3 separate regions of the Homo sapiens genome follow, and regions 1 and 3 are each linked to region 2. The links are chromatin contacts, found by Hi-C or POLR2A ChIA-PET in ENCODE. All regions are on one chromosome and are shown on one strand. The core of a region is the stretch at or near the end of the contact, and the rest is flanking DNA. Distances in the headings are between cores, read along the strand shown. Region 1 has its middle 84 kb from the start of RALY. Region 2 holds the start of SNTA1 (syntrophin alpha 1). Region 3 has its middle 72 kb from the start of CHMP4B.

Evidence for each region. Hi-C counts contacts between places; a loop is a spot of excess contacts on that map. ChIA-PET counts read pairs that join two places held with the same protein, here RNA polymerase II (POLR2A). Pooled maps may share reads with other maps.
Region 1: a pooled map shows a loop between it and region 2 (2.0-fold over the local background). The contact joins the enhancer-like site here to the promoter of SNTA1 in region 2. A Hi-C loop is called at or near these places in 5 of 50 pooled maps. POLR2A ChIA-PET finds 5 or more read pairs at or near these places in 2 of 52 experiments (A549 and CD8-positive, alpha-beta memory T cell).
Region 3: a pooled map shows a loop between it and region 2 (3-fold over the local background). The contact joins the enhancer-like site here to the promoter of SNTA1 in region 2. A Hi-C loop is called at or near these places in 2 of 50 pooled maps. POLR2A ChIA-PET finds 5 or more read pairs at or near these places in 2 of 52 experiments (A673 and B cell).

What each region holds. Positions count from the first base shown.
Region 1 is chr20:33,908,266-33,910,965 of GRCh38, reverse strand. It overlaps the pseudogene TPM3P2. Among named protein-coding and RNA genes, the nearest start is that of RALY, 84 kb to the left of the region's middle. RefSeq lists an enhancer at 2,638-2,700. Within about 2 kb of position 1,370, at least 6 of the 41 ENCODE cell types and tissues checked have a DNase peak (open chromatin) inside an H3K27ac peak, as active enhancers do.
Region 2 is chr20:33,442,366-33,445,065 of GRCh38, reverse strand. It overlaps SNTA1 (syntrophin alpha 1), which reads left to right and starts at 1,303. Exons shown (of 8, transcript NM_003098.3): 1 at 1,303-1,755. The coding sequence starts at 1,446. RefSeq lists enhancers at 298-357, 329-829, 808-877 and silencers at 1,108-1,587, 1,698-1,757.
Region 3 is chr20:33,881,869-33,884,568 of GRCh38, reverse strand. No RefSeq gene overlaps it. Among named protein-coding and RNA genes, the nearest start is that of CHMP4B, 72 kb to the right of the region's middle. RefSeq lists enhancers at 807-1,066, 1,247-1,366. Within about 2 kb of position 1,293, at least 2 of the 41 ENCODE cell types and tissues checked have a DNase peak (open chromatin) inside an H3K27ac peak, as active enhancers do.

The DNA.
Region 1 (2,700 bases), core at 121-2,620, 470 kb before region 2:
GGCAGGTTGCTGATCTTTTAAAGTTTCTTTCCCTACCTAATCCCCACTTTTTGGTAAAGTTTCTAGGAGGTCTGTTAGGCGTACAAACTGCAGCTTATTGGCTTACAATGTACTCTCCTTTGATGCCTCTTTGACGACAACTGGGAGAAAAAGAAATCAATAGTGCAACTGTTTTGATACTGAAGACTGATGAGTGTCTTTTTGAAATAAAGAACCAGGCCACGCATGATCGCTCATGCCTATAATCTCTGCACTTTGGGAGGCCAAAGCAAGTGGATCACTTGGGGCCAGGAGTTTGAGACCAGCCTGGCCAACATGGTGAAACCCCATCTCTACTAAACAAAATGCAAAGAAATTGGCCAGGCATGGTGGCACATACCTGTAATCCCAGCTACTCAGGAGGCTGAGGCAGGAGAATTGCTTAAACCTGGGAGGCGGAGGTTACAGTGAGCCGAGATTGCACCATTGCCCTCCAGCCTGGGCGATAGAGCAAGACCCTGTCTCAAAAAAAAAAAAAAAAAAAAAAAAGAAAGAAAGAAATTAAGAACCAGTCCCTCCAAAAAAAGACCCAAACAAACAAGCAAACAAACCCTGACTGTACAGCACTGGTGAGGATGTCAAGCAATAAGAACTCTCACACATTGCTGGTGGGAAGGCCAAATAGTTCAACTTCTCCGGAAAACACTTGGCAGTTCCTTACAAAGATAAATATACACTTAACAAACTACCCAGAAATCTCTTTGGCATTTACTCAAGTGAAACAAAAGCCTATGTTGAACCAAAAAACATATGAAAATGTTCATATCAGCTTTAATTATAATCATGAAAAACTGGAAACCCCAAATGTTTCCCCATTGAGGAATGGTTAAACTGTAGTCGAGCTATACAATGTAACCCTATTCAGCAATAAAAAAAAGGATGTCTACCTTAAGTAAACAGGAGAGAGACCTGCTCTCCAGAACAGTTGCCCTCCAGGACAAGCAATTGATACATACAAAAACTTGGATAAACTTCAAATATATTGTGTTACTTAAAACAAAGAGTTTATTTGGGAATAGCAGGAGCGATATGCATGCTCTGGTGAACCACAGGCATATCCAAAGGAGTTTCCTTTTATAGACAAAAGGAAAAGTTCACAAAAGCTGCTTTGAAACAAGGACCATTGGTTACAGGGGCCTCCTGCAATAGTTGGCATCCACTCATTGGTGAAGGCAGCCATTGTTAGTCAAGTGTTCTTGTGCAAGAGGCTTATCTGAAATTTTTGAAATTGTTGTGGTTTTCAGAGAGTCCTTACAATCATTCCAGTCATAGGCATATGTGCACGAGAGCCCTTCCTTCAAGGCCCATGGGCTCCATTTTGTTCGGGGTCAACATAAGTGACTCCATTTTGATTACTGAAAACGTCCACAAGGACCAGCAATGGATACGTGCAAAAATGTGGATGAATCTCAAAGGTATCGTGTTACCTAAAAGAAGCCAAAGCTACTGTGTGATTTCATTTATATGGCATTCTGGAAAAGGCACAACTATGGTGATGAAGAACAGATCAGTGGTTGCCAGGGGATCAGGGTGAAGGGAAGGTTTGGTTACAGAGGGCCCTGGCCACATGACAGAATCTGCTTCTATATCTTGATTGTGATTGTGGTTTCTGATTCTATGCATTTTTCAAGACTCCTAGAACTACACACCAAAAAGAGTGACTCTCCGCTGCATGAAGTGGCTCTTGCCTTTAATCCCAACATTTTGGGAGGCTGAGGTGGGAGGATTGGGATCTCTAGAGCCCAGGAGTTCGAGACCACCCTGGGCAAAATAATGAGACTGCTTCGCTACAAAAAAATAAATTAGTCGGGCATGGTGGTGTGCATCGGTACTCCAGCTACTCAGGAGGCTAAGGTGGAAGCATTGCTTAAGGCTGCAGTGAGCTGTGATCACGCCATTGCACTCCAGCCTGGACAACAGAGCAAGATCCTGTCTCAAAAAAAAAAAAAAAGTGACTCTTACTATCTCCAAGTAAGTTTAAAAATAATTTTTAAATGTAAAAAATAAAAAATAGGTTATACTTTCCTATTGAAAATCAGACCACCTGCAAGTCTGGAGCATTGTTGATTTAGGGCATGCAAGGATGCTGGTCCAGGCCCTCCCAAGCATGAGCTAGCAAAAGTGCTGCACACTCACAGCCTGCTTTTCCTCTGGGCATTACTTTTGCCATAGCCTGCTGATCCCCAGGACAGGGGGACTGGCTTAGCAGCAAACCAAAGACAACGATTCCTGGGCAAGTGATTTATGAAGTGCTCCTAGGAGAAACTGGCAGGAGTGGGGGAAGAAGATAGGAAAGAGAAAAAGCCAAGCAAGAGTGCACTAGCAGATAGCGTCCCAGCCTCAATCTGATCCCACTGGGAGCCGAGGAATGTAAATTACAGCTCGGTTTGTGCCTGGAGGCAAAGGAGCTGGACTCATGCTCTTGTGTATCTGCCCATCTATGGCCAAGGGCCACCCGGCGGGGAAGTAAACTGCAGGCACTTCCAGGTCCTTGTGCTGTGCAGCCAGTGGCTCCAGGAGCCCAAGGGCAATCCTCTGAAGAAAAATCTCACATGGAAGCTGTCAGATGAAAACACCTGGAACCTGGGCAAACAGAAATGCTAAGAGGATCCGAGGGCAGCTGGGTAGAGCTCCAACAGTGCCCGCTCCACCAACTGTGGC
Region 2 (2,700 bases), core at 54-2,553:
AGGTGTGAGCCACTGTGCCCAGCTGGGGGTGCTCTTAGCTACTCCAGGAGGCTAATGTAAAGATAACACTTGGAAAATATTCTGCCAGCCCTAGGTAAGAGTAAGCATTCACTAAATGAAAGTGATTATTTCTATAGAATAGGGAGTCACAGTTTACCACGTGTTTTCACATTGATTTAATCCTCACACCAGCCCAGTGAAGTAGGTATTATTATGATCCACATTTTACAGATGAGGAAATTGAGGCCTAGAGCAGTGACGTGAGGGGACCAAAGTCGACTTGGAGCTAACAGAGGCAGCAAAGATTAGAAACCATGTCTCCAGTCGCCCAGACCCAGAGCCCCACCTTGCAACCCTCTTCCCACACACCAGTTCTGTTTTTTTTCTGCCAGGCCTCAAAGTGTGGGACTTCAGGCTTTTCTATACTCGACTGTGAACACAGCCAGGGGTTAATCTCTTAAACTTCCCTCCAGTTTTGAAGTGGGGATCCTGCCCACACCTCCCCCAAGCCCTAAGCGGTGTCGGTAGCGGTCTCCTCCAGGGGGCGGGGCCTGTCATCTTTAGAAGCCACGCCAGCGATAAGCCACGCCCACAGACCAAAGCCTCGACCCCCACCCCCCATCCCCCGCCCTCCCCGATAGGAAACCAACTTCTTCCTCAGCTCCCCAACTAGCAACTGTGCCCGCAAGGTCTCTCGCGGCTCAGCATCTACCTTTTTTTTTTTTTTTTTTTTTTGACACAGGGTTTCGCTCTGTCACCCAGGCTGGAGTGCAGTGGCGCGATCGCGGCTTACTGCAGCCTCGAGCTTCTGGGCTGTCATCTAGGCCTCCCAAAGTGTTGGGATTACAGGCGTGAGCCTCCACGCCCAGACGGTGTCTACCTCTTAAACTCAAGCCTTGGAGTCCAACGCTCTACCATACGCAGCCCAGCCCTCCGCCATATGCAGCCCAGCCCGATGCCCAGTGCTTCGCACCAGGATACGTGGTTCTGTCTCTTTTTCATGCGCTCCCACGTCCGGGAGTTACAGTCCCGGCCCTCGATGGGCATTCCGAGCGCCGAGCCCCCTGCGCGGGCTCACTGGGTTCCGCCCCCGACGCGAAGCCCCGCCCCCTGACGCCCCGCCCAGCACCACGCCTCCCGGGCTTTCGCCTTACTTAGTGGCCCGCCCCGCCGCCCTTCTGACCCACCCCGCTAGGTAGTCCCACACGGCGGCCCTCGGCTCCCGGGCCCCGCCCCGGCCTCCTGCATTTGCCCGAGGCCCCCTCCCCAGCACTGGCCACACCCCAGGGTAGCCCCGCCCCCAGAGCTCCTCCCCCAGCGGCCGGGGTAGGGTGGCGGCTGGCCCAGCCGGGCCCCCGCTGCCCTCTGCCCTGGGCGCTTGGTCGGAGCGGGCTGGGCAAAGCGGGACAGGGCGAGCGCGGCGGCCCGGGGGCTCGGAGGCGAAGATGGCGTCCGGCAGGCGCGCCCCGCGCACCGGGCTGCTGGAGCTGCGCGCCGGGGCGGGCTCGGGGGCCGGCGGCGAGCGATGGCAGCGGGTGCTGCTGAGTCTGGCGGAGGACGTGCTGACCGTGAGCCCCGCCGACGGCGACCCTGGTCCCGAGCCCGGCGCTCCGCGGGAGCAGGAGCCCGCGCAGCTCAACGGCGCCGCGGAGCCGGGCGCCGGGCCCCCGCAGCTGCCAGAGGCGCTACTGCTCCAGCGGCGCCGCGTGACGGTGCGCAAGGCCGACGCCGGTGGGCTGGGCATCAGCATCAAAGGTGGGCGCGGGACACCGAGGGCGCGGGGTCGTGGTGTCTGGGGGCAGCCGAGGGCGCAGGGGGCTGGCAGCGCGCCCAGGACATGGAGCTGGAGGCTTCCTGTCTGGGGGTAAGGGGGGTCTGAGGAAACAGGTAACGGAGGGCACTGGGCACACCAAGGTTGGAGGGGGTTTCAGTAGTTGGTGGCCTTAGGGGGCACGGAAGACACAGGTGTGGATAAGATTGTGGGAGCACCAAGGACACGTGGGTGGGAGTTCTGTGTGGAGGCGGGGGGGTCTGAGGGGTAACCAGCATGAACATCAAGGACAAGAGGGGTCCCCCGGAAAGCAGAGTGTGGAGAAAGGGGGTTGAGGCCGGGACACCAGTGGGACAGGGAGGAGGGAGTCCCTGAGAAGCAACCAAGGTGGGTGCAGAGGGGAAGCCTGGAGTCTGGGAAGCACAGGGGTGGATAGGAGGCCTGGGTGCAGGCACAGGCTGGGGTCACAGGCAGAAGGCCAGCAAGGACCTAGGAATCTAAGGACCCAGGAAGGCTGCAGGGAGCCCTGACAGCTGGATTTGGGTCTCCTGATCTGACTATCTCCACCTTGCACAGGATAGAGCTTTCAGCCCCCAGGACTGACCGCTAGTGGGGTGCAGTTAGGGTGCAACCAGACTGTGTTTGAATCCAGGATCAGCTGTGTGAGGTTGCAAAAGTCCCGTCCCGCCTCTGAATCTGTTTCCTCAACTGTATAAGAGGATGACAGAGTTGTGATGTTTCTGAGAGCAGGGCTCACCACACCAGCACACTGTAGGTGCCTAGTTAATTACTGCTGTTAGCGGAGAGGAAAAATGGAGGCCAGCAGATACTCCCAAAGCAACTAAACATAGTTGTTAAAATCCTTGCACACCCCCAGCTGCTGGGTTCACTATTCCTGCCCATCTGTTTCTCAGGGTCCCAGCCCCCAG
Region 3 (2,700 bases), core at 44-2,543, 440 kb before region 2:
TCACTAGAGGCCATGGGATGTGGTAAGAGGTGCTGGGACATAGTGATGAATCTGACTCATCTTCCCCATTGCCCCCCCACAGCTCTGACCCCTGCCCAGGTGCTCCCAGCCAGGCAGGCAGATAAGGAGAGGATTTAATCCACTGTGATCATTCCTGAGGCAGAGGAGGTAAGGGAGACCCTGAGGCCCAAAGTGCTAGCCCTGCCTGAACTAGTTAGGTTAGTGTCTCTGGCGGGGCTGCCAGACTCTTGATTTGAGATGAAGAAGCAGAAGCATATCCCAGGCAGAGAGACCTGTGTGGGCTAAAGCCTGGAGAAATGAAAGGGCTGCTGGTGAGCTCTGGTAGGTGGGAGATATGGGACAGGGCAGCAGCAGCACCTGCCACACAAACATCCACTACCTGGGAGCTGGCTAAGGAAATGATGGTCAAGCTGTACCAGAGAATGAAGCAGCCTTCTCTCTGCAGATACAAAAAGATCTCCAAGATGTATTAAGTGCAAAAATGAAAGTATAGAACCACGTTCCTGATAAGCTACCATTTGTATATAAAGCATGTGTGGGGGTGGTAAATATGACGACATATTTGTCCTATTTACATTTGCATAAAGAAACTGGAAGGATACACAAGGAACTAAGGCATGTGGCAGGTGATGGGGACTAGGCAGGTGAGGACGATGCAGGAGTTAGCCTTGTTTTACTGTGTGCCTTTTGAATTGTTTTTGTTTTTGTTTTTGTTTTGAGATGGAGTCTCACTCTGTCACCCAGGCTGGAGTGCAGTGGCATGTTGTCGGCTCACTTCAACCTCCACCTCCCAGATTCAAGTGATCCTGCTGCCTCAGCCTCCTGAGTAGCTGGAATTACAGGTGTGCACCATCACGCCCTGCTAAGTTTTATTTTTTTTAGTAGAGACAGGGTTTCACCATGTTGACCAGACTGGTCTCCTAACCTCAAGTGATCCACCCACCTTGGCGTCCCAAAGTGCTGGGATTATAGGCATGAGCCACCACACGCAGTCCTGAATGTAATTTTTGAAACCCATAATCATGAAACTCATTCTTAAAAATTGAAGAGCAAGAGTACAGAGGATGCGGCGCGGGAGCTGAGGTCACCAGGGCTGAGGTTGCTGTCATAGTATAAAAAGAGACATACTGCAACTGTGAGATTAACAAGAGCCATAGGACCCACTTAAGCATCTCACAGGCCGGACACCAGGTGTCACTTAGCAGTTGATACAGCCTGGCCCCAGGATTTCCAACCCTGGCCAGGGGATTTCCAGAAAACAAGACCACCTCAGCACAGATGCAACTTTCATAAACCTTGAAACAAAGCTTCCCCTTACAAGAATAGCTTAAACTTCTTTTTTGAAAGAAACACCTGGCGACTAACCTAGACTGAACCCAGGTCTAGGGAAGGGAGAAGGATCCCCCAAACTCTGAGGATGGTCTCTACACAGAGACCCTCCTGGTCAGCTGGTCCTCTGACCTCCTAAGTGTATCTGGCCCGTGTCATTGATGTCTGTCTCGTAACAGCACAGCCAAAATAAATCACTTGAGGCCGGGCACCATGGTTCATGCTTGTAACTCAGAACTTTGGGAGGCCAAGGGAGGAAGATGGGTTAAGGCCAGGAGTTCAAGACCAGCCTGGGCAACACAGCAAGATCCCATCTTTTTTTTTTTTAAGAAAAGGATAAACCGTTTGAGCATCAGGCAGTGTCTAAGACTCATCTTTGACACGAATCAAACCAAAGGAGAGAAATCGCTCGTGGGGAAGCTGGTCACCTAGGACCACCCGAACACAACAGCTGCTTATGATTTGGGCAGTAGGGAGCCATGGAAGGATTTAAAGGTAGGGAGGAGGTGTGTGACGTGATCAGACTTGTGAGCAGCCAGTGCGGAGAGTGGTTCACAGGGGGCAGCATGGAGGAGGCAGGTGTGACCATCCAGCTAGTGCCTGGCCTCTGATCTAGGGCAGAGACAAGGAGGTGGGGTGGGGAGCAGAGCGTTGGAGGGGGAAGGGACAGTAGAAGGCAGAGCTAACGAGGCTCCACTGCCAGGCAGGGATGCTAACCAGCTCCTTCCCCTCGGAAAAGAGGTGGATGTCAAATCTTGAGCCCCGCCCAGCCACACTGGCCCCTGATAAATCCCCTCTGGCCAGTCATTACTCTTCTCACGTGCAGCCCCCTAATTGCCCAGAGATGAAGTGTCTGAGGCTGCCCTCTTGCCATGGCAGACAAATGCCTGTTTGAGCAGAAGCCGGAGGGAACAGGACAGATGGGGTCCTGTTCAGCTTCCCTGCTCCCAGATCCCGGGCCTCGCTGCTCCTGTGGGCTTTGGGAAACCAACAAGGGTTTGTGTTTAATGAGGCTGCCTGCTCATCCATCACGCAAGGCCAGTGCCTTGACGACAGCAACCACCAAAGATGAGGGCCAGGCCAGGGTCCCTGAATCAGAGCAGGGTGAGGGTGGGGCAGGCTCAGTGCAATCGAATCCAGGCTGTGTAAATCACCACACCTCTCCAGGCTGTGATTTCCTCACCAAAATGGGGATCATGTTTTATGTGGCAGACATTGCATGTTAACAACTCTACACCCACTTGCTCTACTTCTTTAGGAGGAGAATCACATTTGTTTTCAGGATGGGGAGGAAAGGTACCACTGAAAAAACTCACTCTTCCCGCTTCCCTTGGAGCAGAGGCCACTATG